Linked DNA regions of Homo sapiens: region 2 is linked to region 1. Evidence: chromatin contacts called from ENCODE Hi-C or POLR2A ChIA-PET data. All regions are on one chromosome and are shown on one strand. The core of a region is the stretch at or near the end of the contact, and the rest is flanking DNA. Distances in the headings are between cores, read along the strand shown. Region 1 holds the start of LOC105370171 (a long non-coding RNA gene). Region 2 overlaps FOXO1 (forkhead box O1).

Region 1 (5,757 bases), core at 1,067-3,566:
TAATCCCAGCACTTTGGGAGGCCAAGGCAGGTGGATCACCTGAGGTCGGGAGTTCAAGACCAGCCTGACCAACATGGAGAAACCCCATCTCTACTAAAAGTGCAAAATTAGCTGGGTGTGGTGGCGCATGCCTGTAATCCCAGCTACTCAGGAGGCTGAGGCAGGAGAATTGCTGGAACCTGGGAGACAGAGGTTGCAGTGAGACGAGATCGTGCCATTGCACTGCAGCCTGGGTAACAAGAGCAAAACTCTGTCTCAAAAAAAAAAAAAAAAAGAATTACTAATTTATTCAATATATCATAATCAATCAATTTATTCTCTAGAAGCCAAATAGTTGTCTTATTTCCCATTCTCACCCCCTGACCCGGCCATCTACTCTTCTATAAATGGTTATTGTGGTTACAAAATTGGTTCCAAATGCAATGAACAAGCATGTAGCAAACAATACATACAAGATGTTTATGTCTCTCATTTCACAATACCAAGGAATAAACCAAACTACCCATTAATGATGAGATCTACTCTAATCAAAGAAGCAAAAATGGAACATATCAGAGGTATTGGGGTTTTCAATAACTGAGGTATAAGATGTCAGCTTATGACCAACTTTGTACTAAGGACCAGCTCTCTGAGATGGGACCTGACTCAACCAAAGTCAAGAAGCCATATCCCTTCTCTGATGATGAGTAGCCAGAAGCCTCAACCACAAGTGGACTGTATGACAAAATCAACAAACACAAATTCAAATGCTTACAGAGGCCAGACACACAATGGAAAGAGGTGAGGAAGGCTAAATATGAGGCACTAGACAGTGGTGAGGCACGTGGCAAAGCATCCTGTGAACAGGCAGCAGCCATTTAGTTCTAATAGCATTACCATTCTGGGCCTCTGTAGTCAGTGTTGCCAGATTTTAGAATTTTTAGAAGTTAGAAATCTAGATGTTTATGTGAAATTTCCTGGTTTTTGAAACAGTACATTTTGTACATTACACAACAGCACATTTTGTACATTATACAAAACATGACTAAAACCGAGATCCGACCTTGGGCCATCAGTTGCAACTCCTACATGAAACTGTAATCTATGATGCCTCTGAATACAAGGTAGTCAGAAAATGAAAGGAGTTCTATGTTCAGAATAGTCAGAGAAAACTCTAATTTTAAATACATTCACGTATCATTCCTGAAAATATTCTGACACATGCTGGAACACATGTCCCAAGTTTTAATCTGGAAAAGATAGCTTTGATACCTCCAGTTACCATTTTGAACCTCTTTAGAAGTTAATAGTAGTCCCACAAGGCCAAGAAAGAAAGAAGAAACAAGCCTAAATACGAAAAGGTGGAAAGCAGGTTTGAGCTAGACAGTATGTTTATTTTAGAGAATAAGGAACGTTAAAACTGTTTGAAACTTTCCAACTCTCCGTGTATTTCTTTTTCTTTCACTTGCTCATGTATTTCAAATATTAAATGCTTTTCCTCTGTTATTAAGAAAGTGTGTTTGAGTCATACTCAGAGGTCTAACCCATGATGATGACACCACATTCATTAGACAACTTCTATTCCTTTCTAAAAGTTTCGATCCAATATTAGCAGAACCTGAAAGCCTTCCAACTCACTAACCAACAGATGGCATGACCAACTTTCCCAAGAGACACGCAGCAGCACACAGGTACACACCTTCCCAGTGAGAGAATGCAAGGTTCAGCTCAGGTGTTAGACACTCAGAGAACACTTAATCAAACAACAAAACGGGTGGCAGCAGGGAGAAGAGGAAAGGTTCATTCCCTCTTCAGCTCCCACCCCCGGTTAGAAGTCCAGGGCATTTAAGGTCTACCACATTTCCATGTAGGGGTGGAAACATTATCTTTCCCTTGAAAGAAACATAGCCTTTGAACAGGAAATGGAGGGTCATCAGTTCGGGTTGGAACACACATAGAATAATAATGACACTACCTTTGCTGGTGTCAAATGTAAATTTGTTCAATAGTCCAGTGGAACAGTAACAAGGCACTTCTTCAGATGCCACCTGCTATTGAGTGTAGAAAATAACAACAAAAAAAATACCCTGTCGACTCACCCAAGTCAGATAATTACACGGACTGCAAAACATTCAGGCACGGAGCTCTGGAAACCTTTTAGGGGGTCCTTTATCATGCCCTGCCTTTTCCAGAATGAGACTAATTTGCTCCTATTTCAGCCAGCTCCAGCAAAGAGAGCGGGTAAAGGAGAGAAAAGAGAATGAATTGTCAGCATTATTGAAAAGATTCATGGTTAGTCACACTCACTCCAGGCAAGTTCCTTGCCAGACACCACACCACTCATTAGCAGACCTGAGAACTGGCGTGCCTCCCACAGCTGAGCAACAGCCTTGGGCCTGGCAGGTCCCCAGGGACCCACAAAGCCCTATGTTCTCCCACACCCTGCAATGAGAAAGACCAGTTTGGGCAGGCCTGGGTGCAATTGGCTCCCCAGATGCTAAGTAAATCTGTTCTATGCCCTGTGCTGCTTCAAATATAATTATTCAGGTGCTCAGCTGGTGTGGAAATCAAGGTAGCATCTCTTCAGGGTACACTGATGCAGTTACCTGATGGGGCTGCCATTTTCTCCCCAGGTTCCCTTCGGAAGACCCAAGAGATGGTCGTGTCTACAGTTTGTCAGCCTGTATGTCCTCATTTCCAGCTACAGCTGTGAGCTGCTGATCTTCCTGGAGCTGGAAACATTTATTTCCCTTGTGTAATACCAGCAATTTTAACTTAGATTTACAGTGCTTACCACTGAACCATTTGGGGCATTAAAGACTAATTCAATTCATTTGCAAGAGACAGGGTGGGCTGTAGGAATCATTGATGTCAATATCCACAGCAATGGGGAAACTGAGTCTGGGAGGCAAAAGGACTTGCTCAAAAGTGTAGAACAAAGAAGAGAAGCCAGGTCTTTGCTTTTCTATTCAGTCTCATCCCATTTCTTGGAGCTACTATCTCACAGAAAAAAAAAATACCATTTCTAGTTAGGACAGCAAACCGGTTACTCTTTACTGTATGAAAACACCATTCTCAGAATCACAACTCCCTAAAGTTCAGTCAAAACTTCCCAAAAAAAGCTGGCTTCTGTTAGAATGAGCTGCGCCCTCCACTGGGATCTGAAAGCAAAGGACAAGGACTAAGTCTTTGTAAACAATCACAACAGACACTGACCATGGTGAACATCATCCCATACGTCAGAGTAACATGCCCTCACATGGGTTCTGATGGAGAAGAACAGCTCCCCCATGCTGAGCTCTGCCATCCCTAGCATCAAAAGTACCATATAGCTGGATGCCAAAGCTGGTACTATTTGGTACATACTGATATGCATATTAGCTTGGATTTATGACACCTAGAAAAAGTGATCCTGGCCCTAAAATAAAATTCAAGTCCAAGAACGATCATTAACAATGTAAGTATGACTCAAAGCACTCAGACTACATGTCTTCACTTGGACTACATGTCTTCAGGTTGAAGACGCTTCACCCTGGCTTTGCAACAGAGTCACCATGATGACCCAGGCAAGTGTGGGATGTGTGGTAAGGGCTTGGGAAAATTCCTGTGGGTTTTTAGAGTTTTCATAATTCCCTGAAAGGCTGCTAGACCCAACTGCTTCTAAAGGAAGCATGTGGGCAAACTCAGAGATATGGGTGAAGGACATTCTGTGTCAATGGACACCGAGTACTGGGCCAAGAGGCCCCTGCTTATCTGTGTTCGTAGTTGGTCTACAAAAGAGTCACAGCTTCCCTCTTCCTCCTTAGCAGGGGGAAGTGGGCCTGAGGGAATGTGGATCAGCCCAGCCAGTGCCTGTTAACAAGGTGGCCTGAGGAGTGGGTACTGCCCCCTTGTCTTGTATCAGTCCTCCAGTCTCTGCCATTGGTTGTGCTCCTGAGTGAAAAGAGGCAGAGCCTAGGACAGGAGATAAAGTTAAAGGAACTCTTCACTCGATCCTAGAAGGATTTTGCTTATGAGTTGCTCAGATCTCCTACAGCCTCCCCCACCCTCACGGGTGCTAGGCTGGTAGTCAGTATTACTACTCTTGACCATGGCACCCAGCTTAACTCTATCATTGGCACTGCAAATATGCCCTGGACTACCTCCGGAAGTGTCTTGGGTGCATGCCAAGAAAACATCCCTCACCTTCTCACCTCCTATTTTTGCATTATTTGCTTTCAGAAGGGAAGTGATAAAAATGGATAATAGCCACTAATTTTTGAACAATTTTTCCAGGTACCACTCTAAGTGCTTTAAGTGTGTTGATTCTGTTAGTCCTCTCCACAACCCCATGAGGAAATAGTCTCCTCATTTGCACATGAGGGAACTGAAACACAGGGAATTAGGTAACCTACAGTAGCCGTGCAGCTAGGAAGTGGCAGAGCTGAGATTTGAACCCAGAGCCCCATGTGTCCAGCCACTATACTGGTTAAGAAATGATGATATGATTCCGTGTAGACACAGGTTCTGTGTATCCAATGTACTTGAGAGTATTGGGGAGCATTTCTCCCTCTTCAGTGACATGAGGACACATCTATAAAGGCAAAGGCAATTTGAGAAAATAAGGCCAAGGGCATAAAGGTCAAGAAGAAGGGCTTTGTGATCAGTTGGCTTAAGTCCTATCTTGTCACTTACTAGCGATATGACCCTGGGCAGGCTGCTCAGTCTCCTGCAGCCTCATTTTTCTCATCTCTAAAATGGGGTTAATAGGACGCTTAGCTCACAGGATTCTTGAGAGACCAACAGGAATGGATCCATGAAAACAGCAGCTGGCCAACAGTAAATGCCGAGTAAATGGTGGTTTCAATTATTATTAAATATGGTGAGGTAACGAGCAGTTAGGATAAGATGAAGTTGAAGAAAAGATTCCAGGTCGACATTATCTTCTTAGTTGTCAAATTTGTCATAGAGACTTATGAACCATAAGTAAGAAATTTCTCTTAAAATGGTAATCTTGGAAAATAGCTCCCTTTCCTCTGCTTGCTGCTGTCACTACTTCTGCTTCTTCTCTTCTCCCCAGGATTTGGTAAATAATTCAGTTATCATGTCACAGCTCAACCTGGCAGCTCCACTCTGAGCTTCAGCCACAGCTATGCCCACTTCTCTGTGGGTTTGTGGGAAAGGTGCCCCTGGGCAACTGTGGCAAAGGATTCAGTCACTCGTGTGAGTGCTCGGGAGCAGGCACAGCTCTGCCCCATCCCTTCCAATCAGCATCATCTGCACCGTGGCTGTTCCTCACAGCTTGGCAACGTGCTGGCAGGTCGCTGGCTGGGAGCCTGCATTCTTCACAGAGGTCCTGTCATTATAATAACCATATTTTCTCTTGTGGTGAAGAGTAATTGAATTAAATTGGGCAGCATTTGATCCTGACCATACAAATTGCCTGATCCAATTGAGGCCTCTGTGAGGTCACAGGCAGGAAGGAGCAGAGCAGTGAGACAGATGTCCTCGTCCCGTGGGCCTGGCTGTTGGGTTCTTCTATCAGTGCACACCCAGAGACCCTCCTCTTCCATGTAAAACTCTCTGCAGGGAGACGGGGTTCTGCAGGCTGGGGAGAGGAGGAGGGGAGTCCCCAGGCATGTGGGGAGCACAGAAGAGCTGGCAGAAAGCAAAGTGTGACAGATACTATGAGCCAAACATATGGACATGCAGATGTTTCAGCAGGAATGGATGGAAGCACAGGGTGATTGGGTGACACCTGGAAGTAGGAGCTTAAACAGTACTGTGTGGAGTGGGAGG
Region 2 (5,757 bases), core at 1,249-3,748, 570 kb after region 1:
CCAAAATTAGCCAGGCATGGTGGCAGGCGTCTGTAATCCCAGCTACTCGGGAAGCTGAGACAGGAGAATCGCTTGAACCCGGGAGGCAGAGGTTGCAGTGAGCCAAGATCGCGCCATTGCACTCCAGCCTGGGCAACAGAGTGATACTCCGGCTAAAAAAAAAAAAAAACAAACAAACAACAGTAACTTTCCTGAATGTGAATGCTGTACTACAGATCCATAATAGACTATTCTTGTTCTCTGGAAATACACATTGAAGCATTAAGGAATACAGCAGCATCACTCATAAAAGCTACCCTTGACTGGGTTGGCAGGGGAACCGTGTGTGTGTGCACAAATCTATGTACCTACAAATACAGACATATACACATGTATACATATATACATACATAAAGGATGCAAGCAAATTATCAAAATGTCAAAAACTGGTGAATCTGGGTAACGGGTACATAAAAGTTTTTTTTTATTCTTCAAACTTACCACTTGAAAAAATTTCAAAATAAAAAATTTTTTTTAAAAAGCCCTTCTTGGGGGCAGGAGTAAACTTTTCAGGGTGATGAATAATGTTCGTTCTCGAGCGTGGTGATGTTTCACAAGCATACCCATGTCAAAACTTACCAAACTGTACATTCTAAATATGTGCAGATTATACATCAGCTATTCCTCAAAAGAGCTGTTTACACACACACACACACACACACACACACACACACCCCGTGAGGGTTTCAGTCTTCCCGGGCACTCTCGCAACTTGTCTGGACAAACCTTGTCACTGTACAACCCCCTCATCCCTTTCTGCACTTTTCACCCTTCCCCTCCCCAGTCCCAAAGAACTCACCATGCTACCTGAGTCCGTCCTCTTCAGCTTTTTTGTTCACGCTACTACCACTTCCTAGAAAATGTATAGTGGAATCGACTCATACGATCTAGACCCAAATCTCAGTTGCACCAAGCCACACTCTCAAAGCCAAGTTTCCTCATCTGTGAAATGGGGACATGGCCAACCTACTGACAGAAGCAGATGAGACCTGGTGGGAGGTAACAATGGTATAGAAGTACTTTGAAATAATACAAAACACTACTGGGAATCATTACCTTCACACATCCAAAGCCCTGCAGGCTCAACCTTCCTCTCCAGGTTGTCCCCCAGGCACCTGCTCTGAAACAGACTCACCTCTCACTCCCCTGAATCAAACAGTAACTGTACTACTACAGACAAACTGTGAGACCACCTATGGCCTACCATGTATATTTTTACAAGTGCATCTCGGGAATAAAATACACTTACCCAAACTCCCAAAGAGCAGGACCTGTGGGTGTCCCACCTTTATGTGCCAGCCCAAAGCCTTGTTCATTCATCCTAAGACCTCAATACTTGAATTCAACAAGGGATTGAACTAGGATTGGATCACAATGGTTGAAGAGGCCCAACCAACAAATGGCAATGAATAGTTAAAACAACATGACTTTTTTTTTTTTTTTCAGACAGAGTTTCACTCTTGTTGCCCAGGCTGGAGTGCAGTGGTGCAATCTCGGCCCACTGCAACCTCCGCCTCCCGGGTTCAAGCTATTCTCCTGCCTCAGCCTCCCGAGTAGCTGGGATTACAGGCATGCGCCACCACGCCCAGCTAATTTTGTATTTTTAGTAGAGATGGGGTTTCTCCATGTTGGTCAGGCTGGTCTCGAACTCCCAACCTCAGGTGATCTGCCCGCCTCGGCCTCCCAAGGTGCTGGGATTACAGGCGTGAGCCACTGCACCCAGCCAAACAACATGACTTTTGAACTGCCTAAGATTTCACAGCCTCTAGAGGTATATCAAGTGCAGACTGACTATCCCTTATCCAAAATGATTGGAACCAGAAGCATTTTGGACTTTGGATTTTTTCAGATTTTGGAACATTTGCATTAAACTTACCAGTTAAGCATCCCTAATCCAAAAATCCAAAACCCTCCACTGAGCATTTCCTTTGAGCATCATGTTGCCACTCAAGAAGTTTCAGATTTTGGAGCATTTAGGATTTTAGATTTTCAGATTAGGAATATTCAACCTGCATATGGACATAAGACCCATCCACCAATGGCCCTTGCTTCACATGCTCAGTGGGTTGTGGGCTTCGGCTAAAACCTGGGAGGAGATCACAGATTCAAAGTCTCCTTGTGGGGCACTGTGTTCTGTAAGAGGAAGCTACAGTTGAGAAGGTTCAAGGCAACTAAATATGTGCTAGTAAAGTGAGCATAAATCATTCTGAAACCAGAGGACCTACAACAAGTAGCCTGGTTTGGGCTTTTCTTGTGCTCAGCAGTCAAGTGATAAGAACCTTTAACTACATTACATCTAACATTTTTAATTTACAAAATAATGCCCACCACTTCAAAAAAATTGATAGTATTATATCTTCTACCTTTCTATGTCCAAAAAATAAGGGAAGGAGGTTTAAAATATAAGTAGCTAAACCAGGAACTCCAGTCCTGCCACAATGCTAGGCATATTTGTTCTAGGAATTCAAGTCCTGCTAATTTAAACAGCAAGGGGAACTGAAACTCTTGAGAATCTCTGATTATACAGAAAATCTCGGTGTCGTTTACACACAGGGCAAGCCAAGGGGATCCTTCTAAACAGTCTGGGGCTGTTTGCTTTTGTTCTTCTTTTTGTTCCCACTGAAAAGCAAAAATCATTTGTCAACATGGAAAAACCAGCCTGGTGCAGTAGCTCACGCCTGTAATCCTAGCATGCTGGGAGGCCAAGGTGGCAGATTACCTGAGGTCAGGAGTTGAAGACCAGCCTGGCCAACATGGTGAAACCCCGTGTCCACTAAAAATACAAAAATGTAGCCAGGTGCAGTGGCGCGCGCCTGTAATCCCAGCTACTCGGAAGGCTGAGGCAGGATAATTGCTTGAACCCAAGAGGTGGAGGTTGGGGTGGGCCGAGATCGCGCCACTGCACTCCAGACTGGGCGTGGGAGCAAAACTTCTCAAAAAAAAAAAAGGAAAAACCAGGAAAAGCTTGTCACTTAATGACTGGCCTGGCAAATAGGGAAAGAGCCTAAAACTATTTTTCCCTTCCCATACTGTGAAGACTACAAGCTTTGCCAACACCACTCCTCAACACCACTCTGTCATTTTTCTTTGTCTAAATCTTTTTAATTTCTTAAATGGGAAGGAAGTTGCCTTAAAGTATAATACCAAGATTCCCGCAGGGCACCACTCTGCAGGAATGTGGTTCAGAAACCAAGAATCAAGGGGCAATGCCTCCATACAGGTGAGGATTTTCCCACCCCAAAGAGGCTTACTAAAGTTAGGGGCAATTTTCCACCTAACATAAATTATGTTGTGGGGTGGATAAGTGAGAAAGAATAAAGCCGTTATGACCAATGAGGAAAAATGAAATGGATATAAAAACATTATTGCCAAGGTCTTTGTTCCAGAGTTCTCAATCATTCAGGGCCAAGAGAGGCTGGACTTAGAGTCCTGCAGGGTGGAGTGGCAGCATTGTGGAGGAGGGATCCCTGCGAAAAGTATTTATGCTGCAACTTTTCAGCATAACCAAAGCAGACCAACAACTAGAGCTTAAGTTTAGGGCCGCATTCCATAAACTATGACTGTGACCTCATGGCATATACCAAAATCAACTCAAAAGAATCAAAGACCTAAATGTAAGAACTAATACATTAAACTCTTAGAAGAAAACATAGGGATAAATCTTTCCGATCTTGGATTAGGCAATGGTTTCTTAGACATGACACCAAAAGCACAAGCTACAAAAGAAAAAAAAATAGATACTTTGGACTTCATCAAAATTAAGAACATTTTTGCTTCAAAGGACACCACCGTTTGTACATCCATATTCACAGCAGTACTATTCACAACACCCAAAAGGTGTCCATTGAGGGATGAATGGATAAACAAAATGTGATATATACATAGAATAGAGTAGGACACAAGTTACAACATGGATGGACCTTGAAGACATTGTGCTAAGTGAAATAAACCAGTCACAAAATAGGATTCCACTCCTATAAAGGACCTAAAGTAGTCAAATTCATAGAGACAGAAAGTAGAATGGTGGCTGTCAAAAGCCTGAAGAAGGAGGAAATGCGAAGTTATTGTTTAACAGACACAAAGTTACAGTTTTGCAAGATGAAAAGAGTTCTGAAGATGGATGGTGATTACAATGGGTTGGCATAACAAAATGAAAGTACTTAATGTCACGGAACAGTACGTTTTAAAACGGTTAAGATAGTGTATTTTATGTATATTTTACCACAAATTTTAAAAAAATAGGACACTACCTCCAAAAAAAATGAAAAAACCCAGCAGGGCATGGTGGCTCATGACTGTAATCCCAGCACTTTGGGAGGCCATGGCAGGTGGATCACGAGGTCAGGAGATGGAGACCATCCTGGCTAACACAGTGAAACCCCATCTCTACTAAAAATACAAAAAATTAGCCAGGTGTGGTGGCACATGCCTGTAGTCCCAGCTACTCAGGAGGCTGAGACAGGAGAATAGCTTGAACCTGGGAGGCAGAGGTAGCAGTGAGCCAGTATCACGCCACTGCACTCCAGCCTGGGTGACACAGCGAGACTCCGTCTCAAAAACAAAACACAAAAACCCCACAGAATGGGAGCAATTATTTGTAAATCATATATATAAGGGATTAGTACCTAGAATATATGAAGAATTCTTAAAACTCAGTACTAAAAGGACAAATAACACAATTTAACAATGGGCAAAGGGACCACTTGAGCCCCGGAGTTCGAGACCAGCCTGGACAACATGGCAAAACCCCATCTCCACTAAAAACACAAAAATTAGCCAGGGGTGGTGGTGGGCACCCGTAATCCTAGCTACTTGGGAGGCTGAGGCACGAATATCTCTTGAGCCCGGGAGGCGGAGGTTGCAGTGAGCTGAGATAGTGCCATTGTACTACAGCCTGAGCGACAGAGCAAGACTCCATTTCAAAAAAAGAAAAGAAAAAAAAAGAGCCGGGCACAGTGGCTCATGCCTGTAATCCCAGCACTTTGGGAGGCTGAGGCAGGCAGACTACCTGATGTCAGGAGTTCAAGACCAGCCTGGCCAACATGGTGAAACCCTGTCTCTACTAAAAATAAAAAAAAATTAGCTGGGCATAGTGGTGCATGCCTGTAATCCCAGCTACTTGGGAGGCTGAGGCAGGAGAATCACTTGAATCCGAGCTGAAGTTGTGCCATTGCAAAAGAGTGAAACTCCATCTCAAAAAAAAAAAAAAAGGAAAAGAAAAAAAAAGGGCGAAGGATCTGAGTAGATATCTCTCCAAAGAAGATATACAAATAGCCAATAAGCATATAAAAAGATGCTTAACATTATTTAGCATCAGAAAAATGGAAAACAAAATTACAGTGATACCACTTCACACCCACTAGAACGGCTAAAATAAACAAGACAATAACAAGTGTCATCAAGGTTGTAGAGAGATGAGAATACTCATACCTTTCATGGTAGGAATGTAAAATGGTGCAGCCACTTTTCAGCAGTTTGACAGTTCCTCAAAAGGTCGAACAAACAGTTCTTATGGCCCAAGCCATTTCATTCCTAGGTATATACCCAAACCAAGAGAAATGAAACATACATATATGCACATAAAAAAACTATACATGAATAATCAAAACATTATTAATAACAGCAATAATTTTGAAATGTGGGGAGGTTTTGAAATTATTTAAAATCAACTGATAAATGGATAAAATATACTATTTCCATACAATGGCATATTAATTG

What was found. Hi-C counts contacts between places; a loop is a spot of excess contacts on that map. ChIA-PET counts read pairs that join two places held with the same protein, here RNA polymerase II (POLR2A). Pooled maps may share reads with other maps.
Region 2: a pooled map shows a loop between it and region 1 (2.3-fold over the local background). The contact joins two enhancer-like sites. A Hi-C loop is called at or near these places in 2 of 50 pooled maps. POLR2A ChIA-PET finds 5 or more read pairs at or near these places in 2 of 52 experiments (GM10248 and MCF 10A).

What each region holds. Positions count from the first base shown.
Region 1 is chr13:40,058,120-40,063,876 of GRCh38, forward strand. It overlaps LOC105370171 (a long non-coding RNA gene), which reads left to right and starts at 5,450. Exons shown (of 2, transcript XR_941894.2): 1 at 5,450-5,531. RefSeq lists enhancers at 954-1,143, 2,390-2,519. Within about 2 kb of position 2,317, at least 8 of the 41 ENCODE cell types and tissues checked have a DNase peak (open chromatin) inside an H3K27ac peak, as active enhancers do.
Region 2 is chr13:40,627,678-40,633,434 of GRCh38, forward strand. The region is part of intron 1 of FOXO1 (forkhead box O1); the gene reads right to left. Among named protein-coding and RNA genes, the nearest start is that of FOXO1, 36 kb to the right of the region's middle. RefSeq lists an enhancer at 2,407-2,506. Within about 2 kb of position 2,499, at least 3 of the 41 ENCODE cell types and tissues checked have a DNase peak (open chromatin) inside an H3K27ac peak, as active enhancers do.